2 separate regions of the Homo sapiens genome follow, and region 2 is linked to region 1. Evidence: chromatin loops called from intact Hi-C (ENCODE). Cell type or tissue: heart right ventricle. All regions are shown on one strand. Each heading gives the region's core, and the rest is flanking DNA. Links, peaks and the distances in the headings are about the cores only. Region 1 has its middle 73 kb from the start of RAP1B. Region 2 overlaps LINC02384 (long intergenic non-protein coding RNA 2384).

Region 1 (16,666 bases), core at 5,111-13,110:
TCTCAAAAGAAGACATAAAAGGGACCAACAAACATGAAATAATGTTCAACATTAGTAGAATCAGAGAAATGTAAACCAAAACCACAGTGAAATACCACCTCACTCCAGTCAGAATGGTTATTATTAAAACGTCAAAAAATAACAGATGCTGGCAACACTGCAGAGGAAAGGGAACACTTTAATAACAATACCCCCATCAGCTTGGGCAACAAAGCGAAGACCACGTTCGTGGGGACATAAATTAGTTCAACCACTGTGGAAAGCAGTTTTGAGATTTCTCAAAGAACTTAAAACTGAACTACGATTCGACCCAGCAATCTCACTACTTGGTATGTAACCAAAAGAAAAGAAATTGTTCTGCCAAAAAAACACATGCACTCATATGTTCATTGCAGAACTATTCACAATGGCAAAACATGGAATTAACCTAGATGCCCATTAACAGAGGATTGGATAAAGACAATGTGGTACATATGCACCATGGAATACCTTGCAGCCATGAAAAAAGAATTAAATCATGTCCTTTAACATGAATTCAACTGGAGGCCATTATCTTAAGAGAATTAATGCAGGAACAGAAAACCAGATATTGCACATTCTTTCTCACTTATAAGCAGGAGCTAAGCATTAGGTATGGACGTAAAGATGAGAAAAATAAACACTGGAGACTACCAGTGGGGGAGAGAGGAAGAGGGACAAGGACTGAAAACTCCCTGTTGGGTACTATGCTTACCGCCGGGGTGATGGGGTCATTCACACATTCATACTCCAAACCTCAGTGTCACAAAACATATCCATGTAACAAACCTACACATCTACCCCCGAATCTGAAATAAAAGTTGAAATTAGTTTTAAAAATAGCATTTACAAAATACCTTAAAAAATAAATAAAATAACTTGTGCTTTTCTGGGTAGACCACCGGTCTTTAGGTATGTCAATTTACCTTTCTGGGATTTCGTCCAATGTCGAAAAATAAAGAAATTGGACTAAGTAAAAAGCAAGAATATCCCCACATTTTCAACACCAAAGTATGACATTAAACCATTATTGGTTTTTTAAAGTTTCCTTTTCTATTCCTATTCCTAATTTTCTAAGACAGAGAGAGAGAGAGAGTGTGTGCGCATGTGTGTGTATGTGTGTGTGTGGTGAATGTGTGAATGAGTTTTCAATTTTATCAAATGTGGTTTTAGCACCTACTGAGATGATCATATGGTGAACAGAAAGGCAGGAATAACAGGGAAACCTTTCACTGTATACCTTTTGTAGCTGTTAAATTTTGTACCAGGATTTTTATTTCTAGTAATAGCGCAGGCTAGGTAATTGGAATAACCCTCCAGCTGAAAATACAAAATAAAATATTAGTAAAACCTTAAAAGCATCAAAGGGGTGTCAAGAAGGAATTATTAAGTCAAAATCTTAGTGAACATGGGAACCCAGAAGGGAACCAGACACTGAGGGCATTTGCCAAACCTGTCCAATCTCAGCCTTGATTTCCATGGTCTCAGGACATGTGGGAGAATAGAAGACAAAGCCCATAACTGCTTGGGGAACCTAATAGGATACTCAGATCCCAGAGGACTGGTATAAGGATGAACCCTTGGTGGAAGGATGAATCAAAAATAAACTCTACAGCCCTTGCCCTAGGGGACTATAAGTAAAGACACTTAAGAGAGTAAAGGAGAAGTTCCCTAATAAGTGGCAATGCCATGCTAGCCCTCATGAGGATTTATAGTCCAAATTAATATAAACTGAATGATCCAGGAAAAAGTCAAGAACTGGTACTGTTTCCAGGCATACAGCCAAAGCAAATCCCCCACTGGAAGAACTTACATCATCCAGGGACTCAAAGAATGCTCACAAATAATTTTCCAAAGAAAATACTCACAGTCATTAAAGAGACAAAGTACTACAGCAATAAGCAACAAAAATAACAGAAAGTAGAAAGAGGACTGAAAAAAAATCTGATACTAGAATGATCAGACACAGATTACAAAGCAACTATGATCGTTCAATAGCCAAGCTTGAAAATAAATGCAGATAATAAGAAACTGCAAAACGATGAAGCAGTTTTTTGTAAAGAATCAAATAGGACCACAATAACTGACAATTATATTTATTACAATTACAAACTAAATGAATGGTTTTAATGGCATATTAGGCATAGCTGGAGAAAAAAGAAATATTGAAATGGAGGATAGGCCAGAAGAACTTGTCTGGAAGGAAGCACAGAGAGGCAAAGAGATGTAAAACATAAAAGAAACGTTAAAAGGCATGGAGGACAGATTGAGAAAGAAGCATGCCTCTAATTAGAGTTCCAGAAAGAAAAAAGCATGAGAATGCGACAATATTTGAAGAGATAATAGAAAAAAGTTTTCCCAAATGATGAAGGTTACCAATCACAAATTAAAGAAGTCCAGTGAATCTCAATCAAAATGAATTTGAGGCCCTGCACGGTGGCTCATGACTGTAATCCCAGCACTTTGGGAGGCCCAGGCAGGAGGATCCCTTGAAGTCAGGCGTTCAAGACCAGCCTGGCCAACATGGTGAAATCCCATCTCTACTGAAAATACAAAAATTAGCCAGGCGTAATGGCGCACGCCTGTAATTCCAGCTACTCAAGAGGTTGGGGCAGGAGAATCGCTTGAACTTGGGAGGTGGAGTTTGAGATTATGCCATTGCACTTTGAGACTCGATCTCAAAAAAAAAAAAAAAAGACGAATTTGAGCTTTGTGAATGTGTTACTTAGTTGAAATTTTTAAATTTTTAAATAGCTTTTTAAAAAATAACCCAGATTGGGGAGAGGGAGGCAGGAGATGGTCTAAAAAGAAGGTTGCATATTATATTAGTTGCTTTGATTAAATTTGCCTTTGTTAACTTAGCAGAAAATACACTAAAAATGTAAAAAAAATAATCATATTGCTCATTTAATATTTCCACATACAAAAATTGCTTATCCAAACTTCTCTAAAGTCTACAAATTAATCATTATTGAAGCACAGATTATGCAATGTTCTCACGTAAAAAAAAAGAAATGTTGGCTAATGAAAACTAGTAGCTAGGTACTTTTTTAGCCAGAATTTTATTTCAACCACAGAAACATGACTTGAAGCAGAAATCTGAACTAAAGTAAACCCTGAATCAAAAATCCAAAAAGAACTATACTCATCTGCCAGATATACAAAGGGAACCAAATCCAAATATGGTAATACTTTTTTACAGAACTAAAATTCTCTCAGAAAATCACTTGTTTGTGTCTGATTTTTTTTCTAAGAAATTACTTTTTTCAATACTTCTAGAAAAATATTACCTAACAAGGGAGTGTGTACTTAAGAAGAACAGTTGGACAATAAATAAAATGGCTAACCTACTCTCTTCCCCAGAAACTTACCCAACCCAGTCTGAGCAACAAGCTGAAAAGCAGGGTTCTGAGAACCAGGTATTAAGGGGAGTTCCCAGAGGAGCTTGGGAAACACAGAAAATAAGAGGCTGCAAGCCTGTTCTGAGGTGGAAAAGGATCTAAAAACTGGTAAAGGAATGAAAACCTTAATTTTTTTTTCTGTCTTTTTTTTTTCTTTCCCCCCCCTCACGATCATTTCTCCTTTTCCTTCTCTCTTGTTCAGATCACCTCTGGGTTCACATTTCTTTTGCCTTTTATTTGCATGTTTTTATCTTCTGTGTCTCTGCTCTTCTACCTCTGATTTGTCTTGTCTTGTCCCTTTTATCCCCTTTCCTTTATCTTCTCTTTTTCTACTTCTTTTTCCTTTCTCTGGTCTTTGTTATTTTCTTTTTCAGTCTTTACCTTTTCTCCATCTTTTCTTTGCAATTATCTGATCTCGTGCCCCACCAAAAGCAAAAGATGTTTATAATCTTATGAAGCAGATTTGACAATACTTATGTATATGCTTTATCTAATGTGATGATATGCAATGTTCATAATATTTCGAAGCAGAGGATGTTATTCATACACTGATCAGGACTTTTTGTGAAATGCTATTTCTATTTTCCACCATGTTCACCTCATAATTTGCAAAGCACTTTTTAGTGAACATCAGTAACAAATTCAAAATTCATAAGAGTGGTAGAATTCAAGTTAACCTTCATATTTCTTACTATGGTAGTCAGCCTCTGAGATAATACCCAGTGACCCTTACCTCCTTGTATTTATGCCCTCATGTAGTTCCTTCTTATATTGGATCAAGTCTGGTTTGTGTGACTAGCAGAACATCACGGAAGTGATGATGTAACTTCCAAGGTTAGATAATAAAAAACATTACAACTTCCACATTGCTTCCTTGGTCGCTTGCTCTGGGGGAAGTCTTTCTTTTTTTTTTTTTTTTTTTGAGACGGAGTCTCGCTCTGTTGCCCAGGCTGGAGTGCAGTGGCACAATCTCGGTTCACTGTAAGCTCTGCCTCCCGGGTTCACGCCATTCTCTGGCCTCAGCCTCCCGAGTGGGTGGGACTACAGGCTTGAGACACCGCGCCCAGTGCTCTGGGGAAGTCTTACAACCACCGTGTTGTAAAGACACTCCAGCAGTCTTATGGAGAGGTTCATATGATGAAGAACTGAGGTCTCTTGTCAACAACCAGCACTAATTTGCCACCTATGTGAGTGCATCATCTTGGAAGCAGATCCCTCAGCCCCAGTCAAGCCTTCAGATGACTGCAGCAGGGGTCAACATTTTGACTGGAGTCTTATGAAATATGCCTCAGGCCAAAACTATCCAGCTAAGCTGCTCCCTGATTCCTTATAGAAATAATAAATTATCTTTATTTATCTATAATAATATAATTGTTTATTATTGTTACTAATAGTAAATGCTCATTATTTTCAGCCACAAAATTTTGCAATAATTTGTTATGTAGAAATAACTAACATACTTATTGTTTTGTTTTGTTGAGATGGACTCTGCACTTTGAGGCTGGAGTGCAGTGGTGCTATTTTGGCTCACTGCAACTTCTGCCTCCCAGGTTCAAGAGATTCTCCTATCTCAGCCTACTGAGTAGCTGGGATTACAGCCAGATGCCGCCATGCCTGGCTAATTTTTTGTATTTTGGTAGAGATGAGGTTTCACCGTATTGCCCAGGTTGGTCTTGAAATCCAGAGCTCAGGCAATCCACCTGCCTCGGCCTCCCAAAGTGCAAGGATTACAGACGTGAGCCACCGCATCTTGCCTACTGTTATTTTTTGAAGAAAAAAAAATTTGTGTATAAGTAAACATCTGAAAATACTTTTTCCTTTATTCCACCCATAATAAATATGCACACACCAATTCCAGAAATGAAATTTTAAAATAATTTTGTAACTTTCTTTTATGCACTCAGTTTCATTCAGCAGTACAAGAGTACTAACAAAAGTACTTTTTTAATTAATTTTTCTCATATGAGAATGGAGAAAATAATATACCTAGAAGAAAATTAATAATTTTATATCTAACAAGTCTAGTTTTGTTATAAAACAAGGCCTCTTGACAACATATAACAGACAAGCGACCAGGCACGGTGGCTCACACCTGTAATCCCAGCATTTTAGGAGGCCAAGGCAGGCAGATCACATGAGGCCAGGAGCTTGAGACCAGCCTGGCCAACATGGCGAAAACTCATCTCTACTAAAATTAAAAAACTTAGCCGGGCATGGTGGCTCACACCTGTAATCCCAGCACTTTGGGAGGCTGAGGTGGGCGGGTCACGAAGTCAGGAGATTGAGACCATCCTGGCCAACATGGTGAAATGCCATCTCCACCAAAAATATTAAAAAAAATTAGCTGGGCGTGGTGGCACGTGTCTGTAGTCCCAGCTACTTGGGAGGCTGAGGCAGGAGAATCACTTGAACCCAGAAGATGGAGGTTGCAGTGCATCAGGATCGCACCACTACACTCCAGCCTGGGCGGCAGAGCAGATTGCGTCTCAAAAAATAAAAATAAAAATTAGCCAGGCATGGCGGTGCACGTCTGTAATCCCAGCTACTCAGGAGGCTGAGGCAAGAGAATTGCTTGAACCCGGGAGGTGGAGGATACAATGAGCTGAGGTCGCGCCACTGCCCTCCAGCCTGAGTGACAGACCAAGACTCTGTCTGAAAAAAACAAAAACAAAAACAAACAAAAACAGACAAGTAATATCAAACAAAAAAAAAATGGAAGCAATATGGTATGAAGTAGAAAAAAAGTTCCATTCTCCCAAAACAATGCATTTAAATTAGTTCTGAAATAACTTCTCCTAACTATCCATAATACGATGCTAAAGAAATTTGTGTTATTTGTTCTCATTTTGAACACCATTTTTGTGTGTGTTTGTTTTTTGAGAGGGAGTCTTGCGTGTCGCCCAGGCTGGAGTGCAACAGCACGATCTCGGCTCACTGCAGCCTCTGCCTCCCAGGTTCCAGCGATTCTCCTGCCTCAGCTTCCCCAGGTAGCTGGGATTACACGCACAACACCTTGCCCAGCTAATTTTTGTATTTTTAGTAGACACGGGGTTTCACCCTGTTGGCCAGGCTGGTCTCGAACTCCTGACCTCAGGTAATCCTCCCACCTCAGCCTCCCAAAGTGCTGGGGTTACAGGCATGAGCCACTGTACCCGGCCTGAACACATTTATTAATATATTCCCCATTCATAATTATGCTTTCAAATAAATTTTAAGGCCAGGCACAGTGGCTCACGCCTGTAATCCTAGCACTTTGGGAGGCCAAGGAGGGCAGATCACTTGAGGTCAGGGGTTCAAGACCAGCCTGGCCAACATGGTGAAACCCCGCCTCTACTAAAAATACAAAAATTAGCCCAGGCGTGGTGGCACATGCCTGTAATTCCAGCTACTCAGGAGGCTGAGGCAGGAGAATCCCTTGAACCCAGGAAGTGGAGGGTGCAGTGAGCTGAGATTGCACCACTGCACTCCAGCCTGGGTGACAGAGTGAGACTCCGTCACAAAAAATAAATAAATAAATTTTAAAACAAAAGTAGTATTAAATCTTGTCAAATCTTGTAAACAGGTATTACTATCTAGCTTCCGCCACATAATTTTTTTCTTAAATTAAAAAAAAAAAAAAATGTGTTGAACTGGGTGTGGTGGCATAAGCCTGTAGTCCCAGCTACTTAGAAGGCTGAGACAGGAAGATCACTTCAGCCTAGGAGTTTGAGGCTGCAGTGCACTATAATTTTGCCTGTGAATAGCCACTGCACTTCAGCCTGGGCAACATAGCAAGACTTCATCTCTTAAAAACAAAAGTGAACTCATGCTTTTAATTACCCTAGCATGCAACCTAATAATGCTATTAACCCAAACTAAAATACAACATCAAAACATTTCTCCATATCAAAACTGAACTCTACTATTCTATCGTTTAATTGAATCTCTAGATTCACTTTGGTGTAGAGAGACTATAATAGTGAATTTTTTTCTTGCAAAGTATTCTGACAGGTATAATGTGATCATCATTTACATGATCCAAGATTAGGCTGATAATAAAAAGGAATTAGTTCAAAACACCAGCCTTAGAATCCCTCAGTACGTGTTTCCTTTATAAAAGTAACTACATTATATTTGTAGTGGCCTATGAGGATTTTGATAATCTCTGCAGCTTAGATGCTGAATGAAATGCATTCAATGATTCAATAAATACTTATTGTGCTCTGATTATGTGCCAGGCATCCTACAGCTTGAGAAACAGAGATGAATAAGGCACACTGGGTTCCTGTTTTCTTGGTCTTCATATCACAATGGTTGGCAGGCAGACCACAAACAAGTAAAAAATAAAAATATTCAAGATCACTTCAGATGATAATAAGTGTTGTGAAAGAAATCCAAAGGGTGACATGCAGGGGAAAACTTTATAAGGCGTGATCAAGGACAGTATCTCTTGAGGGGGAGATGCAATCTGAAACTTTGGGTCAGAAAATTCCAGTTGGAGGAAATATCTAACATATATTGAATCATTTCCTTAGGTCAGTGGTCCCCAGCCTTTTTGGCACCAGAGCCCGGTTTCGTGGAAGACAATTTTTCCACAGACAGTGGGGGATGGAGATGGTTTTGGGATGAAACTGCTCCACCTCCGATCATCAGGCATTCGTTAGATTCTCAAAAGGAGTGTGAAATCTAGATCCCTCACATGCGCAGTTCACAATAGGGTTCAGGCTCCTATGAGAATCTAATGCCGCTGCTGATCTGACAGGAGGCGGAGCTCAGGCAGTAACGCTCCCTCACTCTCCGCTCACCTCCTGCTGTGCGGCCCAGTTCCTAGGAGGCCACAGACCATGCCCTGGGGTTTGTGGACCCCTGCCTTGGGTGATATCCCATTATTTTTGTACCCAGAAACCCCTAAGACACACTGTAAACCATGATCAAATATATTTCTACCCTTTGTCCATTGGCTTCAACTGTGGTCCTCTAGGTTTGATCCTAGAATAGATATGATGATCGTGTGCAAAGTGTTCAATATGCTGACTCACCTTCATTTGCACTCTAGCAACCTTGGCTAATGAAGAATCATTTGGGGAATATTAGATACCATTTTGACCCTTAATTTATCCTTCATTCTCAGGGACTTTGAATTAATTTTGAAAAACTAGTGTTGAAATGTAAGGTTAGGATCTCAAAATTCTTTGTTAGTCTACTAAAGAATCATTTTTTTCCGTCAATTAGCCTCTTAAATTCACATTAGCCAGACATGGTGGTGGACCCTGTGGTCCCAGCTACTTCAGAGGCTGAAGCAGGAGGATCACTTAAGCCCTTGAGGTTGAAATTACACTGAGCTATGATCGTACCACTCCACTTCAGCCTGGGCAACACAGCAAGACCCTGTCTCTAAAGAATAATAATAATAAATTAATAATTTAAAAAACATTATGTTGAAGTCTGGCCAGTTCAATGACTGGAAAAGCAACCATGATATCTTGTATTTATAGAGTCCTGTTTCCAAGTAACCATCCATGAAGCAGCTTAAGACTATCCACAGTAGCTTCCCACCCATGACAGCAGTGATTCTGCCCATAAACTAGCTGGTTTACCCAAGATTCCATCAGAGGCCCTCTAGCTCCCACAAAGATTTCATTAAAAGATATCAATAAAATCTAAACTATTTTATTTTTGGCAAAAGTCTTTTGGTAAAAGGCATTTTTGGTAAAATATCTATTTCATACTTTATTCTTGCTCTTCAAACTTCCAACATATTTGTTATTCTTCTAGCTGCTGAGAGTCTTATTGTTTTGCTGAGAAAATAAATAGAGGCAATCAGAAAAGAGCTTCCAAAGACTACATCAAAAAACATGTCCCCGTGAGCACCTAGAGGCCTCCCCATAATTTCTAAAAAAAAAAATCCTACAAGTTTATTTTTAGAGTCTGTTTGCCTCCAGTCTTAGGTCCATACATGTTAACCTTGATATACTCAATTGATCTAGACACAAGCCCAACCCTTACCCACGCTTCTACCAAAAAATAAAATAAAGTAAAATAAAAAATTAGTTGCATCAAGTACTTAGCCAGCTCAGTCATTTTAGCAAAGGCTTGTGCGGGAGGATGGAGAGGAAGAGTCACGTTGAGAAGATGTTCTCTGATTGGCTCCAATGCTCCTCCCCTCCCAGGCCCTCTGGACGCCCTTGCAAGTTACAGCCAAATTGCTCCCTTTGTCTCAGAAACATTCCGCCCACACCCTGGCCCCTCCTGGGATCTCTTCTACTTTAGAAGCTCTTATCAGGGTATTTTTCAGAGTAATTACATTTCCCTTTCTGAAGGAATTCTGGTGCCAACTGTTAATAAAATAACATTCCTCCTCCTTATTACATGGGATGCACCAATTTTTATCCTGGAGCAGCTTCCAGTGTTAGAATAGACAGCAGGAGATTTCATGTATTTTAGAGCTTAGTAAACTTAACTTTTACCAAAAATAAAATAGTTTAAAAACAAAATGGAGCCGCAGGGAGGAGTACTTAGAGGGGCGGAGCTAACAAGTGGTTTTCCACGTTTGCTCAAAGTGGGGGCTGTTGATGTGTGTGGTTTGTCACCGCAGGCTTCCAGAGCCAAGTTACATAAAAGAGCAGTCCCTTTCACTTTCTAAAGGATTGTATTTTGCTGCAAACTGTGACCATGCATAATGAGCTTTTGATACATTTCTTTTAAAGTGCATGGTATAACCATAGGGTTTTGCATTTTCGGGTCCTCCCCTCTTAATTGAAGGACTGGCACACACAAGATGACATCACAAATTCCTTAGTTTCATTAAAAACAGTGACTACTCTATCCACTTAAGTTATGAGAATTGCTTTTCTAAAGGAAATACATTTATCGGGAGCCACAGAAATTTTCTAAATATAGGGTAGCTTCCTGAAACAGTAGAAGCAAGTGCCTTCAGGACAGTTTATTTATATAATTTAATGGAATTTGATTCCTTTGAAATTGGCAAGTAAATATAAGTAAAGGGAAAGCTGTCTGTTATTTTTTATGGAAGTATTTCATGAAGATCTTAGGTTTCATATCATTACACATTCCTTGGCTCAGTTGATAATGGGCACGTAAACTACTTTATGCAATTGAAAGGGGTATACTTTTCACATAATTTGGGGGTGTGATTATTATTCAAATATATGTGCCTAATTATTACAAACACCCTTAGAATTAATTTATCTGGGCCAGTATTTTCATGATTAAATCCCTCCCCCAATCCTTTCTTGACCCCTGCTTGGTAATTAAATCACATTTTATTATAACAGTGCTTCTTAATAAGACAGTCAATTCTTGCAGTGTCCCTGCAATAAAATGCTCTTCCAGAGCACAGTCTGCACCATCTAGATGATTTCTACAGCCAGTACCAAAGGGCCATTTGTCCCAGGCAGGCATTGAATGACCGTACCCTTTTTAAAGCAGTTCTCCTTAGCAAATGCCCAGTTTATGAGGCCTTTCTACTAAGGGAGGAGACCACCCCTCATATTTTCTTATGCCCAATTTCTGCCTCCAAAGAAAGAAGAAGTAAAAACTAAAAGGCAGAAATGAAATCCACAGTCAGACAGCCCTGCGCCACACCCTGGGCCTGGTAGTTAAAGATTGACCCCTGACCTAATCGGTTATGTTATCTATAGATTACAGACATTGTGTAGAAAAGCACTGTGAAAATCCCTGTCCTGTTATGTTCCGTTCTAATTACCGGTGCATGCAGCCCCCAGTCACATACCCCCTGCTTGCTCAATCAATCACAACCCTCTCATGCAGACCCCCTTAGAGTTGTGAGTCCTTAAAAGGGACAGGAATTGCTCACTCGGGGAGCTCTGTTTTTGAGATGTGAGTCTTGCCGATGCTCCTGGCCAAATAAAGCCCTTCCTTCTTTAACTCGGTGACTGAGGGGTTTTGTCTGTGGCTCGTCCTGCTACATTTCTTGGTTCCCTGACTGGGAAGCGAGGTGATTAACAGAAGGTCAAGGCAACCCCTTAGGCGGCTTAGGCCTGCCCTGTGGAGCATCCCTGCAGGGGACCCCAGCCAGCTTGAGTGACGTGGATCCTGAGAGCGCTCCCAGGTAGGCAATTGCCCCAGTGGAACACCTAGTCAGAGTGGTGCATGGCAGGCCCCTGCAGAGGATCAACACAGTGGCTGAACACCAGGAAGGAACTGGCACTTGGTGTCCGGACATCTGAAACTTGGTAAGACTAGTCTTTGGAACTTGCACACTCCTTTGGAGTGGAAGCGTGGCCTGATAACCCACGGCATGCCTGTACCAGCACTTTGGTTTTTGTTTTTGACTTGACTTGGATTGCTTGATACTTTGGTTTTGGTTTTGACCTGGCTTGGATTGCTTGATACTCTGATTTTGGTTTTGATTCTGGTTTGGTGTAAACTGTAAAAGTGTGTGTGTACCCTTTTTACCCATTCTTTGTTTTGTGGTGTGCGTGTGGTGTGAACTTGGTGTTTTGCCTCAAGGAAGCATGGGTCAGGCACAAAGTAAGCCCACCCCACTAGGAACTATGTTGAAAAATTTCAAGAAAAGATTTAAGGGAGACTATGGAGTACTATGACACCAGGAAAACTTAAAACTTTGTGTAAGATAGACTAGCCAGCATTACAGGTGGGTTGGCCATCAGAAGGAAGCCTGGATAGGTCCCTTGTTTCAAAGGTATGGCACAAGGTAACCTGTAAGCCAGGGCACCCAGACCAGTTCCCGTACATAGACACTTGGTTACAGCTGGTTTTAGACCGCCCCGCCACAGTGGCTGAGAGAACAGCAGCATAAGCGGCTAGCAGAGGCAAGGAAAGACCAGCAAAGAGAGAGAGAGGAAGAGACAGAGAAACAAAGAGGGAGTCAAGAAAAGAGAGAAAGAGAGAGAGAGGCAGAGAGAGAGGAAGAGACAGAGGCAAAAGGAAAGTCAAAAAGAGAGAAAGAACAAAAGAAAGAGAAAGAAAGAGAAAGAAAGAAAGAAAGAAAGAAAAAGAAAGAAAGAAAGAAGAGAAAAGAAAGAAAGACAGAAAGACACAAGTAGTTAAGGAAAAAAAAGTGTACCCTATTCCTTTAAAAGCCAAGGTAAATTTAAAACCTATAATTGATAATTAAAGGTGTTTGCTGTAACCCTATAACACTCCAATACCACTTTGTTGTCAGTGTAAACCAGGGCATATCCTGAAAGCACTGAGGCCTTCCTATCAACAATCCTTAACCCAGTAACCCACAGATGGCCCAAATGCATTCAATCTGTAGCAGCAACTGCTTTGCTAACAGAAGAAAGTAAAAAAATAACTTTTAGAGGAACCTCATTGTAAGCACACCTCACCAGTTCAGAAGTATCCTAAAAAAAAAAAAAAAAAAAAAAAAAAAAAAAAGATGGTTTAACATTAACCACTGAAAATTGCCTTAACCCAGCAGGTTTCCTAACAGGGGATCTAAATCTTAATTACCATACAAAGGTCCAACCAGACCTAGGAGGAACTCCCTTCAGGATAGGACCATAGATGGTTCCTCCCAGGTAATTAAAGGAAAAAAAAAGCCATCTGTACCAATTCTAAGTTAATTTGGACTAAACAAGGTCTTATTAATAGCAAAGGATAATTGAAATCCCAAACTTACAAGGTTTTCAACAAAAGTAAAGTTTGCTAAAAGTTAACCATGTAACATGTATTATAGTAACTTCTAATCTTGTGGCGTTAGATAGTCTGGTCCACAGACATAAAGGAAGTTCACTTTGGAAAAGAATGATTATCTTTGAAAAAAAAAAAAAGGGGGAAAAAAGGGGGGGCAGAATTTATGTAAAAAGAATGTTATATAGTAAATTCTTGTCCTGAAATAAATTAACTGGTTGTTTAAAGAAAGAAATGTTTGTAATAAGTCAGAAAGTTAAGGCATGTCAAAGAATTGTCTGTAAAAGTCATGAAAGAGAAAAAATCATTTAAAAAAAGTGTGTTAAAAAAAGAATTTATACAAGAAATGTTGTATAATTTAAAAGTAATTGGGCCTCCTGAATGTAAAACTATTTTTTACCTACATTAATATGTTAAAATTTTGTTTTAAAAGTTTAATCAGGTTTTAAAACATTAATTGTGTGTAAATTCTGTGTGTAAACATATTAGCTAAAGTTAAAGGGGTATCACACAGTTTTTCTGTGAACTGGACATTAAAGTAAAAACATGACAGGTTTTTCTTAAAGCACTAACCTGCTCTTTAACAAAGATTATAAAAGGTTAAAAAGAGTCTATAAAAATCTTACCTTATGGTCTGACATTAAAAATTGAATAAATATGTATATAAAGTTTTATTAAAACTAAGTTTAACATTATAACACACTAATATAAAGGTGAAATTTAGCTTATCTGGTATAAAAATCATACCGGAAGCATTGTCAAATATAAAATGCTGATTGGCTTCTTTGGTCCAAAAACTAATAAAAATAGGTGCTAAAGGAAATTACTCAGTAGAAAGGCACCAAGGACTATAAAATTCACTGCTGGTGTCCCCACATTTAAAACAAAAGCTCAATTTCTTAGAAATTATGTACTTGGTTTATCTTCCACTTTCCTTTCCCTCAAAACTAAAAGTCTTTTAGCAAGTGTACCCCCCCCTAGAATTTCCAGTAAACCACCACCAGCATGAAGATCACATTCTCATCAAAGGGTGAAAAGAAAGGAAAATCGAGCCAGCCTAGGAAGGACCCTACCTTGTGCTGCTAACCATCAAGATTGCTGTTCATACAGAAAAAAAAGGATGGACTCATCACAACCAAGTCAAGAAAGCACCATCCCCTCCAGAGTCGTGTGCTATAGTCCCAGGGGAAAACCCTACCAAACTAAAGCTAAGAAAAATTTAATTCTTTCATGTATTCTATTACTCTTTCTTCTTTCCTGCTCTTTTGCTGACCTTCTAGTTATTAACATAACCAAGTCAATTTCGCCTCAAACTATTGCATTTAATGCTTGACTTGTTATACCCTGTGGGGACTTGCCAAGTCAAAGACAGCTCTCTACTTCAGAAAAGTACCTCTGTCCCTCCTGACTCTCCTCAGACTGGGCATTAGTAAATTAGGACCATTTAATCCAGGGAAATTTCGATAAAGGCTCCCGTGTCAACCAGGAGTCTTGTTCCCCAGTGTAGAGCTTTTATGCCATAGTTGGTCCAACATTCTGTGGACCACTAAAGAGCAAGGATGGACTACCCAAACAGTTTTTATAATTTCCTAAAATCATACATTCATTTTACTAGAGGATCATAGAAGTTAAAGACTTAAAACAAACTTTGGCAATTAAGACAGGATACCAAGATGCAAATGCCTGCTTGGAATGGATCAAATATTCCATCTGCACATTAAACAAAAGGAATTGTTATGCTTGTGCACATGGTAGGCCAGAGGCCCACATTGTCCCCTTTCCACTAAGGTGGTCCTCCAGTTGACCAGGTGTGGGCTGCATGGTAGCTCTTTTCCAGGATTCTACAGCCTGGAGTAATAAGTCGTGCCAAGCTCTCTCTACTATATCCCAAAGTACGGCACCCTGCAGGTCAGCCCAGGAGGACCATCCAGACTCTGTCTCCCAACACTAAGTTCACTTCCTGTCTCTCATGACAGGGAGGAAACGTAGCGTTCCTTGGAGACCTGAAGGGATGCAGTAAGCTTAAGAATTTTCAAGAGCTTATCAATCAGTCAGCCCTTGTTCATCCCTGAGCAGATGTATGGTGGTATTGCGGTGGACCTTTACTGGGCACTCTGCTGAATAACTGGAGTGGCAATTGTACTTTAGTCCAATTGGCTATCACTTTCACCCTGGCATTTCATCAACCAGAGGGAGGAAAAATAAGACATCGTAAAGCAAGAGAAGACCTTTATGGGTCTTTCAACTCTCACGTCTATTTAGACATGAGAGTCCCTCGGGGAATACCAGATCAATTTAAAGCTTGAAATCAAATAGCTGCAGGATTTGAGTCAATATTTTGGTGGGTGACAGTTAATGAAAATGTAGATTGGATAAACTACATCTATTACAACCAACAGTGACAAGCTTTTCATGAGTTAAAAGAAAAACTCATGTCAGCCCCAGCCCTGGGGCTACCTGACCTGACAAAACTCTTTACACTCTATGTGTCAGAAAGAGAAAAAATGGCAATTGGAGTTTTAACCCAGACTGTAGGGCCCTGGCCAAGGCCAGTGGCCTATCTCTCAAAACAACTAGACGGGGTTTCCAAAGGCTGGCCCCCATGTCTAAGGGCCCTGGCAGCAATGGCCCTGTTAGCACAAGGAGCAGATAAACTAACCCTTGGGCAAAACCTGAATATAAAGGCCCCCCCATGCTGTGGTAACTTTGATGAATACCAAAGGGCATCATAGGCTAACAAATGCTAGATTAACCAAGTACCAAAGCTTGCTATGTAAAAATCCCCACATAACCATTGAAGTTTGCAACAACCTAAACCCCACCACCTTGCTCCCAGTATCAGAGAGCCCAGTTGAACGTAAGTGTGTAAAGGTATTGGACTCAGTTTATTCTAGTGGGCCCAAACTCTGAGACCATCCTTGAACATCAGTAGGCTGTGAGCTGTACGTGGATGGGAGCAGCTTCACCAACCCCTGCAAAGTGACTCTGAAGAAGATGAGAAGCCCTACTCCAGTCACACCTGGAAGCTGACTGGTCCACATGTGCCCGAAGCATGAGAAAACTCATTGTGGGACTCATTTTCCTTAAAATTTGGACTCGTACAGTAAGGACTTCAACTGACCTTCCTCAGACTGATTACTATTCCCAGTGTATACATCAAGTCACTGAGGTAGGACAAAAAGTTGCTACAGTCCTATTATTTTATGGTTATCATAAGTGTACTGGGACTCTAAAAAGAACTTGTTTGTATAATGCTATTCTATACAAGGTATGTAGCCCCCAAGCTGATGTGTGTTATGACCCATCTGAGCCTCCCATGACCATAGTTTTTAAAATAAGATTAAGGACTGAGGACTAGTGAGGGCTCATAAATGATATGAGTAAAGTGTTAGCCAAAACAGAAGAAAAAGGAGTGCCCAAACAAGTCACCTTGAAATTTGATGCCTGTGCTGTCATTAATAGTAATAAGTTAGGAATAGGATGTGGTTCTCTTAATTAGGAAAGAGGCTATATGACAGAAAATAAGTACATTTGTCATGAATTAAGACTGTGTGGAAATGAATGTGGATACTGGTCTTGTGTCATTTAGGCTACTTGGATAAAAAAATGAAAGGAATCCTGTCCAT
Region 2 (16,666 bases), core at 3,040-11,039, 110 kb before region 1:
GAACCTGACCAAGTGTAAGAAAAATGGGAACGGTGGGGACTCTGGTGGAGGAAATACTTAAGCCCTGCCCTGCCCAAGAGGGGCAGCAGCTACTCAGCTCTCAGCAGCTGTTGTGCAAGAATGTGGACCAAGTGTTGTCAGATCTTGGTATTTTTTCAAGAGATACTGGAAATCCAGGTTTTTATAATGAAAAACATTTTAAAACACTGGGTAAGCCAAATGAAACATGTCTGAAGGCCTAAACACACTCACACTACACCAAGTGTGAATAGCTGCTGTGTGTAGGTGGTGATACTTGGGGTCATTTATATTTTCATTTTTACATTTCACTGCATGTTTCAGAATTTTAACAGTGAACATCATTTTACTTTTATAATGAGAGAAGAATGAAGGTTGTCAAATATTTAAAACTCTATTAACTAAACAGGTAGACATTTGAGTTTTCTCTTTTTAGTTTACAAGCAATTCTTTACCCATCATTTCAGACACCAGGCTGTTCTTTCTGTGGGTGGTGGTGATGGTGGTGACAAAGGGTGATAGGCAGGTGGGGTGCCCTGGCCCCTTGTTGTTTTATCCTGCATTAAGATCAGGATAAAACAACAAATGTTACAGAAATTTTCTCTGGGTGAATGTTTACATGTGACTAAATTTTTATGTTATGTTTTACAACAAAAGTTTGCAGTACATCACAAATAATTTCAGCCTAACTACAGCAATATGCCAAGTCTCAGGTTTGCTGATTCGAGGTTTGTGGTCACCATCTTTGGCTATTGTTTGCCCATCAGGACTTATGAAAGCAATTGCTTGTTCCATAATATTATTCTCATTTCTACTTAAGTATTTAGCCCAGCTTCTATAATATGCAAGTCTTCTGGATTCTGGCTAGATATTGGAAACAAAGAACAGGCAATTCTTCCCCTGGAGTAATTATAGTATAGTCTACTATCTAGAGTGGTTAGAGTGGTTATGTGTACTAAATGAGTTAAAATTTATAAAGCTCATGCCTCTAATCCCAGCACTTTGCAAGGCTGAGGAAGGTGGATCACCTGAGGTCAGGAGTTCGAGACCAGCCTGACCAACATGGAGAAACCCCGTCTCTACTAAAAATATAAAATTAGCCGGGCGTGGTGGCACATGCCTGTAATCCCAGCTACTCAGGAGGCTAAGGCAGGAGAATTGCTTGAACTGGGGAGGCGAAGATGAGTGATCAGTGAGCTGAGATCACACCACTGCACTTTTGTATTTTTTGTATTTTTAGTAGAGAGGGAGTTTCACCACGTTGCTCAGGCTGGTCTTGAACTCCTGACCTTGTGATCCACCCGCCTCAGCCTCCCAAAGTGCTGGGATTACAGGCGTGAGCCACCACACCTGGCCAGCATTTTTTTTAAATGAAAGAGAATGGAACAGACCTGAACACAATAGTGCCAGCAGTGAAGATAAATATTGTTTATTGAAAATTTGTGTGTTGTTTTATATAGAGGTACGTATAAGTGGCAGTTGTGGAGGTTAAAATTTTTTGAAAGCTACTTTACTCGACCAAAGTTGAAGCCTTGGCTTTATTTTCTGCATTGAGCTCCCTCTGTAAAACAGAGAAAGAAAATGTCTGTGTGTGTGTATGTACATTCATGTGCATATAACTATGTGCATGTATACATGTAATTATCCTAAAAGAATTTCAGAAAAAGCAGCCAGGTGCAGTGGCTTGCACCTGTAATCCTAGCACTTTGGGAGGCCGAGGCTGATGGGTTGCTTGAGGCCAGGAGTTCAAGACCAGCCTGGCCAACACAGCAAGACCCCATTTCTAAAAAAAAAAAAAAAATTTTTTTAATTAGCTGGGCATGGTGGCATGCATCCATAGTCCCAGCTACTGGAGAGGCTGAGACAGGAGGGTTGCTTGTGCCCAGGAGTTTGAAGGTGTGGTGAGCTTTGATCACGCCATCACATTCCAGCCTAGGCAACAGAGTGAGACCCTGCCTCTAAAAATCATAATAATAATAGATAAAAATAAAACAAGAACTTGAGAAAAAGGAACTTTTTAAGAGGAGAGAAGAAATCCCCCATTCCCCAAATAGATGGCCTAGATCTGAAGATGTTTATTCCAAGGGTAAACTTTTCATTACTAATAAATAGTGTTTACTGAGATCTTATTGCATGCCAGGCACTGAGCTAAACACTCCACATTTAATCCTCCCAACAACCCTATGAGGCGAAAATAAACACCAACAAAACAAAGAAACCCCAACAAACATTACAGATTTAAAATCTACAGGTAACAGATAACCCTCCCTCCCTGACTCCCCTCTCTGTCTCCCCCAGCCCCACTCTACGCACCCCCTCCCATCCTTTCTCTCTCTCCCTGTTTCATATTTCTGGAAAAGAAAAGAAGAATGGTCAAAAAGAAGGGAAAAGGGAAAAGAAAAGCCACGGAAATAAAACAGATGGGACAAGAGGAGAGGAGGAAGGAGGGAGGTGATCAAAAGAGAAAGGAGGAGCATATTGAGCATAGTTGGTGCCGTACCATATACTGCCAATAAATTCTCATTTTGAGTACAAAACCTTGCATGGGACTGTTGAAGAAGGCTCAGTCTTTAGGGTGGAGTTGAGAAAGACAGAGCGGTGTGGTGTGCCAAAACAAACTCCTACTTTCTCATTCTGCTCAAGGTCAGCCTTGACACACTTTCCTCCAATGTGGCAGGAACACCAGCTACAGAAAAACTGCTTCCGTGAAAACCACTATTTAGGTACTGATATTAGCATCTTGTGCAGGGTAGCCTAGAGTTATGCATTTTCTCCTCTCAGGAGCCCTCTATATCCATTTGATTTCTGCGATGTACGCCAGCAGGCTTTGGCTCAGTGTTAATGACTTTGTTCTCTTTGAATTCCTGTGAGATTTTATTCCCTTTGGTGCCCAGGCGTTGTGTGCCACAGTGATTTCTGCCCAGTAAGACTTCTGCTGTGATAAAAAAGAAACTGCAGGGAAGGCCTGCTGCTTGTCCTCTGCCGGTTGCTGCTACCCGACACAATTACTCATACTCCCATTCAGAGAATGCGAGAGAGTGATTCTGTTTCCATGGCCTCAGTCCTGAGACTTTACTCTCTAATAAACTGAGAACACTAAGCCATGTGCTAAGCGCACATCGTCACTACCTGGAAAAGGCACCTTCTGGCTAGAGCCAAGTGGACTAATCATGTCTGGATAGACAAAAATGTTGTGCTCAGCAACCTAGCTCTCTCTCTTTCCCAATTATGAGACAGACCACCAGAGCTGGTAAACCACGTTACTTGTAGACACCAGCATTGTTGTTTATGCTATCATTTCAATTATGTTTTGAACTAGGGTTCTGTTGGCTTGCTTGCTTCCCCCGCCCCATCTCCCTCCCTCTATTGAAGGAAGAAGCCAAGGTAGGAAAATATCTGCTTGAATTGTTCATGAAATGTAAAATTTCTACTTTACCATGGAAAACCAGATTTTAGACACTATTACTCATGCTGGCTCAGAAACTCAATTTTTAACCTTTCTGACCCCACAGAAATCACAGAAGTATCCCCTTTGCTTCTATATCTTCTACCTGGGGCCCAGATTTGATCTGTGTCAATGCCACTCTGAATGCAGGACCTCTTATTGCCTTGGGCCAAGCAAAGGTACAGGAAAAAACTTCAGGCTGATCACTCTCAGCAAACTAACACAGGAACAGAAAACCAAACACGGCATGTTCTTGCTCATAAGTGGGAGTTGAACAGTGAGAACACCTGGACACAGCGAGGGGAACATCACACACCAGGGCCTGTCAGGAGGTGGTGGGCAAGGGAAGTGAAGGCATTAGGACAAATACCTAATGCATGAGGGGCTTAAAACCTAGATGATGGGTTAATAGGTGCAGCAAACCACCATGGCACATATATACCTATGTAACAAACCTGCACACTCTGCACATGTATCCCAGAACTTAAAGTAAAAAATAAATAAATAAATAAATTGTCCAGAAACAAATAACATTCCTTAAAATTAAAAAAATTTAAAAAAAAACTTTTTTAAACTTCAGGCTGGGACACCAAAACCCGATTCCTGATCCAGCCTTTAAAAGCACCCCAGGCCGGAAGTGGTGGCTCACACCTGTAATCCCAGCACTTTGGGAGGCTGAGGTGGGTGGATTACTTGAGGCCAGGAGTTCTAGACCAGCGTGGTCAACATAGCAAAACCCTCTCTCTACTAAAAATACAAAAATTAGCCAGGCATGGTAGCGCACACCTGTAGTCCCAGCTACTTGGGAGGCTGAGGCAGGAGAATTGCTTGAACCCAGGAAGTGGAGGTTGCAGTGAGTCGAGATCGTGCCACTGCACTCCAGCCGAGGTGACTGAGCAAGGACTCTGTCTCAAAAAAAAAAAAAGAAAGCATCCCAAAGAGTCTCAAGGTTTATATAGGAGCCGCAGAAAAACAGTTCTCAAGTCAAAATGAATTCAAAGCTGCTTTAATTAAATGCCTTTTAGCACTGTGTTGAAACAGATGAAGATTTTGTTACAAAATCAAAAAACAAGTGATTCTCTAGTCTTGTTTTTGTTACCAGCTTCCCACTGACCTACTTTTAAATTGCGTGAAAAATGTGGCCTTCCCCGCTCCCCCTCCTTCCTGTCCCCTCTCCTCCTGACCTCTGTACCTCTTCTCCCTTCTGGTTCTGTCTTCCATAGGCTCTTTCTTCTCCTCCCACTTATCTCAGGTAGGGTCTCAAAGCTGGTCTTCATGTTCCCTTCCCCCTTCTCCCTGATGATAAGAACCCTAACCTTGTGTCTTCCCTGTGTATCTCTAGAAGGGAGATACCCAAATCTCTAGACATGACTTTCATGGATGTTCCAATCACTTGAATCCAAAGGGACCGCTTATCCCCCTTTGCTGGGACAACCTCCATGTATGCCTGTTGTTGTACCTTATTATTAATAGTGCAGCCGGGCACGGTGGCTCATGCCTGTAATCCCAGTACTTTGGGAGGCCGAGGCAGGTGGATCACCTGAAGTCAGGAGTTCGAGACCAGCCTGACCAACATGGTGAAACCCCATCTCTACTAAAAATACAAAAAATAGCCAGGTGTGATTGCGCACACCTGTGATCCCATCTACTTGAGAGGCTGAGGCAAGAAAATCGCTTGAACCTGGGAGGTGGAAGTTGCAGTGAGCCGAGATTGTGCCACTGCACTCCAGCCTGGGTGACAAAGCAAGACCTTGTCTCAAAAAAAAAAAAAAAAAAAATAGTGCGCACTTTCACTCTCACAGGGGTCTTGGACAATATATTATTTAGTCATTCTCCTTAAAAGCAGGATTTTCTTCCTGAATATTTACTTGATCCAACATTTCCTCCCTCAGCTACTTCTTTTTCTGAAGCTCTGGCCTTCTTCCCAGCATTTGCATTTCTGTCAGTGCTTCTGACGCTCTTCCATCTTCCAGAACCTGGAAGCCCCGGCATCCTGTTGACGCCTCCCTCCCCATCTCATCTTAGCCATGCAGAATGGCGACACCAAGGTCAAAGGAACTGGACATAACTCCTGACTGCATCACTTACCAGCTCTGTGCCCCTGTTCACCTCTGGTCTCTGCCTCAGTGCTGTCATTTGTAAAACAATGAGAACAATACATTCCTTGAACAGCGTCACTGGAAGCATAAATAAGGCAGCTTCTGAAGGGCCACTGGGCATTGTGCCTAACAAAACAAATCTGACTTCTTATTTATGTATTTATTCAACACATTTATTGAGCACCTACTGTATGCCAGGCACTGTTCTAGTTCCTGGGGATACATCCGTAAGCAAGACAGTCAAACACATCTGTCCTCATAGAACTCACATCCCAGTGCAGAAATCTGACAATAAACAAATAAAGAGCTCCTAGGTCAAGTAGTGATAAGGGCTACAAAGAGAAAACCAGACAGGGTAAGGGGAACAGGGAGTGCCCAGGTGGAGAAGGGCTGCTACTTTAAAACGGTGGCTAAGGGTCACTAATAAGATGACATTCAAGCAGACACTTAAAGGAGAAAAGAGGTAAAGGAATTATCTAGGCAGATATTTATTTATTTATTTATTTATTTATTTGAGACAGAGTCTCGCTCTGACACCCAGGCTGGAGTGCAGTGGCACGGTCTCTGCCCATTGAAACCTCTGCCTCCTGGGTTCAAACAATTTTCGTGCCTCAGCCTCCCGAGTAGCTGGAGCTACAGGCATGCACCACCACACCTGATTAATTTTTGTATCCTTAATAGAGACAGGGTTTCGCCATGTTTGCCAGGCTGGTCTCGAATTCCTGGCCTCAAGTGATCCACCCACTTGGGCCTCCCAAAGTGCTGCGATTACAGGCGTGAGCCGCCACACTTAGCCTAGGCAGATATTTAAGAAGAACAGGCTTGGGAGGCCGAGGCGGGCGGATCATGAGGTCAGGAGATCGAGACCATCCTGGCTAACACGGTGAAACCCCGTCTCTACTAAAAATACAAAAAATTAGCTGGGCGTGGTGGCAGGTGCCTGTAGTCCCAGCTACTCGGGAGGCTGAGGCAGGAGAATGGCGTGAACCCAGGAGGCGGAGCTTGCAGTGAGCCGAGATCACACCACTGCACTCCAGCCTGGAGACAGCGAGACTCCGTATAAAAAAAGAAGAAGAAGAACAGGCATAGGCAAGTTCCCTGAGGAAGGCCTGATGTGTTGGAGGAAGTCAGGGATGGCAGCCTCGTGGAGTGGGGTGGATGCCTAGTAGGGAATGAAGCCAGTGGAAGCGGGATTCCCACACAGGCCTCGTAGATCCGAGCGAGGCGTTCAGCTTGTCCTCGGAGTGCAATAGGAAAGCTGCCAGACTGCAAAGCGGTACCTGTGAAGAGATTAGACCTCCGGGCAAGGCCAGAGGCAGAAGGGTTAGGGGAACATTGCAGTAATCCACACAAGAAGTGACAGTCGCCTGGACCAGGGTGGCAGCAGTAGAGGAGGTGAGAAGTGGACACCTTCCCTTTGAAGTCTCTCCAGTTTCCCACTGCATTTCCCTCTCACAGCCACAGTCCTGTCCCTGGCCTTCATCACCTTACCCCTGAATTATTGCACTAGCACCCCCACTCCCTCACTGGTGCTCACGGGACTGCCCGCTGCCCCCGCTCTCCTGTTCTCACCTTCATCACATCATTCCCCTGCTCAGGAAATATGACTGTGCCTTGCCCATCGTCCCCAAGTCCAAATTCCTCTCCCTGGCTCTCAAAGCCTTCCACTGAGTTCTACACACTCAATGTTCTTCTGACCATAAACCAGTTCCTACCAGTAGTCCAGCACCAATTCAGATAGTAACTGGCTTACCTAATGACCAAGAGATCTGCTATTCTATACCCAATTCAAAATTAACTGGATAGTTCTTTTAATTGGGTCATAGAACCAGAGTTCCATTACAAAAACAATTAACGGTTAACATTGATTAAATGCTTACTAAGTTCCAGACACTAATCTAAGAACTTTACCAACAGCATCCCCTCCAATTGTACAACATCCCTATGAAGTGGGTACTATTATTATCCCCAACTTTACAGATGAGGAAACTAAGGCACAGAAAAGTAAATTGCCCAACATCACAAAGGCAGTTGCGGGGGCGGGGGGGGAAGGAGGAGCTGAGATTTGAATCCAGAAAGTCTACCTCCATCGTCAACACCCTTAACCATGGCACTCCATTGCCTCCCGTACTTGGACACGGTGTATCAGGTTTCTTCATGTGAATCATTAAATTCTAAGTTGTGTTTACAGCAAAACTCTCATTACTGCCCCCCAAGCTTTTGCTAAGCATTTTGTCTTCTTCCTGTCTCTACCATCTCTACCATGTCTTCTACCTATCTCTACCATGCCAAATCCCACCCAGCTCTCAAGGTGTAATTCAACTTCCTGATTTTCCACAAAACTTCTCTAAATACATGAGACCTCACTGAACCTCCATTCTTCCAGCTATTTGAAATCCACTTCAAATCACTATGTTTGATTTTTTTTTCCATGTGTCTTCCCAACTATACTGGATACTGCTTATGTAGAGCAACCATAAATTATGTTTCTTTTTATATCTCTACAGTATGTAAAACAATCCTGAGCCATTCCGTTCAACAGACATTTTAAAATAAACCCTACAGTGAGCTAGATCCTGTGTGGCTCCCGAAAACACAGTGAAGACAGTACTCAAAAATACTTGTGTGCCAGATGTGGTGGCTCACATTCGTAAATCCAGCACTTTGGGAGGCTGAGGCGGGAGAATCCCTTGAGGTCAAGAGTTCAAGATCAGCCTGGGCAACATAGAGAGACACCCCCGCCATCTCTACAAAAAAAATTTTGAAAAATTAGCTGGGTATAGTGGCACAAGCCTGTAGTCCCAGCTACTGGAGAGGCTGAAGTGGGAGGATCACTTGAGCCCAGAAGGTTGAGGCAGCAGTGAGCTATGATCACGTCACTGCATTCCAGCCTGAGCTATGATCATGCCACTGCATTCCAGCCTGTATGACAGAACAAGACCCTATCTCTAAAAAAAAGAAAAGAAAAGAAAAGAAAAAATACTTGTAGACCAAATGAGAAGATCCAGGGAAATGCCTGTTGAAACATAATTATCTATTTTAATTAACCTTTTTCATATAAATGCCATCAGTGACACTTCAGATACAAACATATGATTTTCATGTCATTTTAATATAAATTCATTGAGCATCTACTTTGTGCTTGTTCCAAAAAGGAATGAGACAAAGCCCTGCCGTCAGAGAATCCTCAGTCTGTGTTACCATATGTCTTAGGGCATGGTTGGAGATCAAGAATAGAAAAGCCACTAAAATCTACTTAGGTAAAAGAGAACAGAAGGTAAGAGAGAACTGACAGGCCTGCTGTGGGTGATTGGAACAGAAAATGACCAAAGATGTTACTTTCTTCATTGCCATGTTATCTCTTCCTCTGCTTCCCTCATTTTACATTTCTCTCTTTCCCCCACCTTTTCTCCCTCCCCATCCAACCCATTCCCAGATTGCCTTCCTTTGCTCTCCTATTACACCATCCACAGTGGCTTACACTGGCTGGTGCCCTCAGCTTCCAACACGTGCTAGTGACCGTCCAGGTCCAGCATTACTGTCTGTTAACTTGACTGTCTCCATTCTAATCCCAAGTGTCCAGCAGGAGACTCCAAGGGGCCTACCGTGGACAGGTTTCCAACTCTAGCCGAAACAGCTATGGTGGGGAGTGGGGAAAGGATGCCCAAGGTCATGCTGGATGGTATGCAAGGGACTGCTCTTTCTGGGGCTGGACTCAAAGGTATGGGATGATGGCTTCTGTAAAATATAATGTGATAGGGCCGAGCATGGTAGCTCACGCCTGTAATCCCAGCACTTTGGGAGGCCGAGGTGGGTGGATTGCTTGAGGTCAGGAGTTCAAGACCAGCCTGACCAACATGGTGAAACCCCATCTTTATTAAAAATACAAAAATTAGCCCAGCATGGTGGCAGGCGCCTGTAATCCCAGCTACTCGGGAGGCTAAGGCAGGAGAATGGCTTGAAGCCAGGAGGTGGAGGTTGCAGTGAGCGGAGATCACACCATTGCACTCCAGCCTGGGCGAAAGAGCGAGACTCCGTCTCAAAAAAATAATAATTTTATATATATATGTATAATGTGATAAATGGTCTAATAGTTGCTCTACAATACATACACCTCGGATTCACATTTTGCAGACTTCACGAATTCATAGAATTTTACAAATTGTAAAGGATTCCAGGAATCATTTGACACAATCCCTACACTTGAGCTCATTGTAAACCAAAGCCTGAGAGCAAATAAGGGTGGATTCCGTACTCTCTGACTTCTAGTCTACTCCAACATTTACCAAACCAGAGCAGTTTAAGACCACCTTTGACATGTAGGTGACCAAAGATAGTCCACACTGCATCATAGCATGTGGATTTGTTTGTCTTTTTTAGTATAATTTCTGTACCTACTAAGAACTTTCACATATATCATCCTATCTAGTCCTCCCAGCAATCATGACAAGAATTGTTAAGCCTATTTTGCAGATGATAAACTGAGACCTAAAGAAGTCAACAGACTTGCCTACACTTTACAGTTCATATCAGGCAAAGCCAAGATTTAAACCCATACGATTTCACTTCAGACCTCCCTCTTTCTGCTATGCCATGCTGCCTTCACTCTCTGGGAATCAATGAAATGTCAATTTGTATTGTTTGTAATGTTTTTCTATATGTTATGATGTTTTATTTATTTATTTATTTATTTGAGACAGAGTATTGCTCTGTCACCCAGGCTGGGGTGCAGTGGCACAATCTAGGCTCACTGCAACCTCTGCCTCCTGGGTTCAAGCGATTCTCCTGCCTCAGCCTCCCAGGTAACTAGGATTACAGGCACTCGGCACCACACCCAGCTAATTTTTGTATTTTTAGTAGAGATGGGGTTTTACCGTGCTGACCAGGCTGGTCTGGAACTCCTGACCTCATGGGATCCGCCCGCCTTCGCCTCCCAAAAAGCTGGGATTACAGGTATGAGCCACCGTGCCTGGCCTGTTATGATGTTTTAACATCTTAAAAATCTAGCTCAGGAGAGACTGCCCCTTTTGGGTTAGCCAGTTCTTAGAGATAGCAGAGGGCTCATGGAGAATGCCTTTGTTATGAAAACTAACCAGTCCAGAGCCATACCTCCTCTACCAGGAGGCAATATTCCTCTGCCTTAATCATCCCAGGCTGCATACCAGGAAACTAAAGACTACTCCTATAGCCCAAAGCTTACAGGAATTATTCAAACTAGCCAATTCCAGTTTCCTCTGCCCTGTCTTCCCCATGAAAACCCCAGTAAAGATGCCTCCTGTTTCCAGACCCTCTGGGGATAATAAACTTTGTTTTCCTGAGCCTCTGATGTGTGGCCTCTTGTGGCCACACCCCACTGACCATCACATAAGAGAACACAGAACACAATAACAAAAAAAAAAGGATTGGAAAAGCAGACTGAGAAGTTCAGAGGATCCTTTAGTAATGTTCAAGGAATTAGCATGTACGATAGAGGAGTGGTCAAACCATAATGCGCTCAGACCGTAAATAAGATATTCTCAATCCCAGCAAGCATGGCTTCTGGCACTTCTTTTTGCAGCATTCTTGTCTCCAATGCAGTAAAAGGATCGTGACAGGAACATATTTCAATGCACAGATCAATCCGATTGGTTTGGAGGGAAAAGCTGGTTCTCATTTAAGATGGTTTAGTAGCAGTGATTCATTCTATCAAAGGCATCACTGCATCTTTGATGCAGACACTATCATCCTAAGCCTCTTTGCAATCAATCCCAAGATGTATAATTTGTTTAGCCTAGTGAAATTCTTCACAATTCTCTAAACAACTTCAAATGTTTCTGATAACTTGACCCTGCATTCCTTGGATCAAAAAGCAGCAAGGCACAAATGTCTGAATCCCAGGCTGGTTCCAAAGAGTAGTACTTCAAAGAACTCTGCACACGGCAATTCCATAGTGTACTTTTACTACTTATTGACTTTAGTTTCTTTGCCATGGTAGAGATTTATTATTCTTTAACTTAAAGCTGGACTCAAATCAATTGTATGCTCTGGTTTCAAGAAGTCCTGATAAGGTCTCCCAACAACACAAGGAGGGATAGGGTGACTAACCTCCATTTATCCAGGCCTGGAAGGATACCAGGAATGTGGGACTTTCAGCTTTAAAACCAGGAAAGTACTTAGCAAACCAGGACAAGCTGGTCACCCTAGTCTAGAGATTTAAGAAAAAGCAAGTCTTTTGTCTTATTAAACTTTAAGAGGTGTCTTAGAATTAAATGCTTTGACGATGTAGGATGCTAATGGCCCTTTAATATCTTTAAGCAGCATATTTTCTACAGGTTTGCAGAAAACCCAAAGTATAACTGTGTGACAATAAATACAATAGATCAAACAGTGATTCTTAATACCTCCAAATGCAGATGAAATACATCAAGCAAATGAAGAGCAAAACTGACACAGGCGACAATGATTCATTTCAATATGTAAAGGCCTGGCAGGGACTTCTATATAAAAGCAAGTCTTTAGCAGTCAGCACAAGAGTCTTTGATTCACTGCCACTAAACGATGGGAAGTGCCAGTTTTAACTCTCCCAATGGTGGGGAGCAGGGGCTTCCGTCCCATTCTCCTGGTTCAAACTCTTACTTCTACCTATGTCCAGCAGTGTTGGAATGGGCAGCCCAAAATAATGTGCACATTAATTAAATCTTCAATAGGGATGGGCGGGAGGGAGCCTGCTGGGAGCCCAGATTGCTTTCATCCTTTCTAGGGAATATGAAGAGTTAAGACATTTACCAACCCAGCCTCTAAAAAAAAAAAAAAAAATCCCTCAAGACTCAGCCTTGCAGTGCTAATTGATGTCATTTATAAGGAATCTAATAATGTTGAATAATTTATTTTAAAATGGCAGATGTTGAAAATATAGAGTCATACTAATCTGGGTCTAGCAGAGAATATATTCATGATTATCATATAATTTCATGTCAGGATTGAGTTTTTATGTTTCAAACAATCTTCAGGTATCTCATTTTAGTGCTTATATTAAAGTAAATTTAGGAAAAAGGTAATTTTGAACCAAACTGGTCATTCCTCAAATGTATGCCAACCGCTGTGTTAGGTGGTGGGAGACATGGTGGAGAACAGAGAAATGGTCCTTGCTCTCACTGGGTTCCATTCTAGGGGGAAACTCTGACAATAAATAAGTACACAAATATATAAAATAATTATAGATGGTGATTAACAAAAATTAACAGTAAATCTACTTTCAGTTTTCCCATCACTCTATCCATAGCTCTTTTTTGTTTTGTTTTGTTTTGTTTTGTTTTGTTTTGTTTTGTTGTGTTGTGTTTGAGATGAGGCCTCACTCTGTCGCACACACTGGAGTGCACTGGGGTGATCTCAGCTCACTGCAACCTCCGCCTCCCTGGTTCAAGTGATTCTCCTACCTCAGCTTCTCGAGTAGCTGGGATTACAGATGTGTGTACCACCATGCCCGGCTAATTTTTGTATTTTTAGTAGAGACAGGGTTTCGTCACATTAGCCAGGCTGGTCACAAACTCCTGACCTCAGGTGATCCCCCCCAACTCAGCCTCCCAAAGTGCTGGGATTACAGGCATGAGCCACTGTGCCCGGCCTATCCATAGCTCTTTGAACCATTCACAACAACCTATGAAACCTCAGTTTCATATATGAATACATATATCTTCATGAAGAAGGATGATTTAACGTTATATAATTTTCCCACCAGAAGAACTACACTATACTCACCTCAGGCTATTAAAAAATTTTCATTACTTTTTTTGTGTTTTACTGAATATTTTTAAATCCCTGGAAACAATTCACATCAAAATGCAAGGCCTCACAAATAAGTTCGGTTTCTCGCTATTGCTGAGGCCTCCTTTCCTTGCTAATAAGATTAACACCTGTTCTTTCTGGTTCCTAGAACAAAGAGAAGAATAAGGAAGAAAATCATGCTCCATCTTTGTAAGTATAACCAGTGCTAGCATAGAGGAGAAGAGGCATGAACGATAAAGCTACTTTAAGAATGCAAAATAGCCCAGGCTCAGTGGCTCACACCTGTAATCCCAGCACTTTGGGAGGCTGAAGTGGGTGGATCACTTAAGGCCAGGAGTTCAAAACCAGCCTGGGCAATATGGCAAGACCCCGTCTCTACTAAAAACACAAAAATTAGTCAGGCATGGTGGCACACACCTATAATCCCAGCTACTCAGGAGGCTGAGGCTCTAGAATCACTTGCACAGGGGAGATGTAAGTTGCAGTGAGCCAAGATTGTGCCACTGCACTTCAACCTGGTCGACAGAGTGAAACTCTGTCTCAAAAAAAAAAAAAGAATGCAAAATGGTCCAATCCTCCTCTCTAGCCAGGAGACTGTTAGTATAGCCACCCTCTCTTCCCCTTGCCTCCACACCTCACCTCCCTCTCTCCTTCTCTGCAGAGTAGCTGTGGGTTCCCTCCCAGCTTCCCTGTGAGCCTCCTCCTCCAGTAAACCTACTCTTCAAACCAGACTCAAACTCACTCATACCAATGTGTCAGTGATTGATGACAGTAAGGATATTACCATTTTAATAAGGATGAAGGTCTTTAAGAAGTGAAACTCTAAAACTAGGGTCTGCAGCTCCAGCGAGTGATAGTGGGTAGTATATATTTAGCAGCCCTAAAGAGATCCTGACCACAGATTCACAGTCTCCTGGTCTAAAAGCCAGCTAGCACATAGGGTGCCGGCTGCTTCAGATGCAACTTCATTGCCATACACCGTGGTCATGATTTACTATAAAGTAATGCTGTTTCCAATATATGATGGAGTGGCAGCCGGAGCATCTGCTCAACTGAAAAACAAAAAAACAACAACAAAATCGTTGTAGGTACACTCGGTCCATCTTGGGTTATCTTCTTTAATAGTTTTTTAATATATTGAAATGTCCTCCATCTATTGCATTATTCAAATTTCTGTGTGTGACATTTGTCTCTCCAGCTAGAGCAGGGACTTTCTTCTAAATCAGCACATAGAAAATATTGAGAGATAGTCTCTTGACTATTAAGTATAAATTAATCTTTCCGGGACTCATTTCAAATGTTTTGTTCTGAATGCTTTTCACGTTATTATTAATAACAACAGCAATTATGTTTATGGGACATTTGCCATGTACCAGGTGCTCTTCCTTAAATTATTCCTCATGCTCACAACAGCCTCCACATTAGTTATTATTACCTCTCTTTCTGTAGTTGAAGAAACTACCCAAGGTCACACAACTGCAGAGAAACTCTCCGGCGTTTGTCTAGCTCTCTTACAAAAGATGCAAAGGGAGTTTATCATGGTTTTTGCTCCTGAATAGGTATTGGAAAGGCAGGAAAAATACTGTATGTCTTGGCAATTCTACAAAACATATTACAGCACAAGGTTAAAAGATAGGCAACTTTTAAAGCCTCTGTGTTTTCTGTGGGATATTTATGAGTCTGGAGGTGAGTCAAGAATGAAACAGCCAGTTACAGAGTATAAGAACTATAATCAACTCTATGGGACTCAGCAGAAACAGCTTGAACCAAGGAAAGAGCATTCCACTGTAGACTCACCCTCTCCAGAGCAGGTAATAATAGAGCAACCAATTGGCTGCCAACCACAGGTTTAAAGCATGTGATGTCAGGACCAGCCCTCCTTGGCAAACTTAATCTTGTTCAAGACTAATTTCTAAGTGTTCCTGCTTTATTGGGTAGTATTATTAACCTGCTTTCATGGGAGGGTTTCAGAGGAGGCCTGGGGGCGGCTTAAGTATGGTTCTCCATTCTGTTCCTCCCTCCCACTCTCTCTCCAACACGCTGCCTGAACATCAGCCTGAGAATAGTCCTAACTACCATTTGTAGACTTCACCCCAATCTACAAAGTCTTTTCACATACCTTATTCATATAACCTTGTGAAATTGGTGCTACTAGTAGCCCCTTCCTAAACAGGAAGATAGCACAGAGAAAAGTTATGACTTACTCCAAATCACACTGCCCAGAGGGATGAGAGCCAGAAGTGGATCCAAGTTTTCTGGGTCTTCTGATTCGAAAAGAGACCAAATGAAAGCCTACCAAAGAAAAGGTAGCACGTGGTTATCCTTTGCTCCACCCCACCTCTCTGACATTAGGATTGCAATTAATAATAATTTGTTGGATTATAATGGCGTCCTACCATTCACTCTACCCATCTCTAACAAAAACACACCTCAGTCCCACGGAGCTTTCCCTTTAACATCTTCCAGTTTAATTTCACTCATGGGCATTTATAGAGAGCATTGCTATCCAGCAGTTTCTATTTTCCCCCCTGAGGTTTATAGACAATGCACAAGTATTACTAAATGTTAGATGCGTACATGAGAGAATAAATCTTCCTACGTGTCCTGTGTATGCCTGAGATTGATTTTCACTGCTTAGTTATGAACTTCCTAGAGGATAGCTTTTATAAAACACATACATACACTGAGAATTTAGTCTATACGTTATGGGCGATAGTAGCGATTCTTACTATCAAGACAGAAGCTCATTCTCGGTGAAAACAGGTTTCATTCACCTGAAGTGAAAAGGAAGAGAAGAATTTGAAATTACTGCAACCACTATCTAGATTGATGGTCAGTTACTCAAGAAACAATTATCCAGTTTGTGGATTTCCTCTGTTCCTTCTGCTTATTGTCTGCTTGGCATTTTTCACTATTCATTATCATCTCCTGCAGAGGGTATTAGAGAAAAAGAGGGGAGGTGAGATTCAAAATAAAATTCCAATAAATTATCATCAAGCACCTACTTTAAGCCAGATGCTGAGATAGGTACTGAGAATCCTAAATGAGTAACCACTGGCCCCTGTGCATAGGTTGCTGTCAGAAATGCTGCATTAAAGATATGTATAAAATACTACAAAACTCTGGTAAAAGAGTGATTCACCTGAAAAGGAGGGGAGGAGGTGAAGACAACAGGAAAAAAAGTGATACTTCCACTGGAACTTGAAGAAGTTGAAGTCCAGGAGGAAACAGATGAGTGGGGAAGAGAAGATAGGATGAGCGGGGGAACAGCAGGAGTGTGGGCAGCGGGGTTCAGAAGTGGGAAGGTTTCACTAAGGGCAGTGCAGGTGGTGACCACACA

The links. Hi-C counts contacts between places; a loop is a spot of excess contacts. Peaks named below come from ENCODE experiments on the same cell type or tissue, not always from the same donor. Only the 100,000 strongest peaks of a DNase experiment are listed, where the experiment ranks them.
Region 2: it touches region 1 in a loop (2.0-fold over the local background); 2 of 110 quality-filtered maps call a loop at or near these places.

The regions. Positions count from the first base shown.
Region 1 is chr12:68,529,342-68,546,007 of GRCh38, forward strand. No RefSeq gene overlaps it. Among named protein-coding and RNA genes, the nearest start is that of RAP1B, 73 kb to the right of the region's middle. RefSeq lists an enhancer at 9,266-10,228. In heart right ventricle, for the core only: no CTCF peak of the experiment used is centred there; DNase peaks (open chromatin) are centred at 9,610 and 9,980; H3K4me3 peaks cover 1,130 bases; H3K27ac peaks cover 2,317 bases.
Region 2 is chr12:68,417,754-68,434,419 of GRCh38, forward strand. It overlaps LINC02384 (long intergenic non-protein coding RNA 2384), which reads right to left. Exons shown (of 4, transcript NR_120458.1): 3 at 15,531-15,618; 4 at 14,089-14,378. Among named protein-coding and RNA genes, the nearest start is that of LINC02384, 25 kb to the right of the region's middle. In heart right ventricle, for the core only: no CTCF peak of the experiment used is centred there; no DNase peak of the experiment used is centred there; H3K27ac peaks cover 1,374 bases.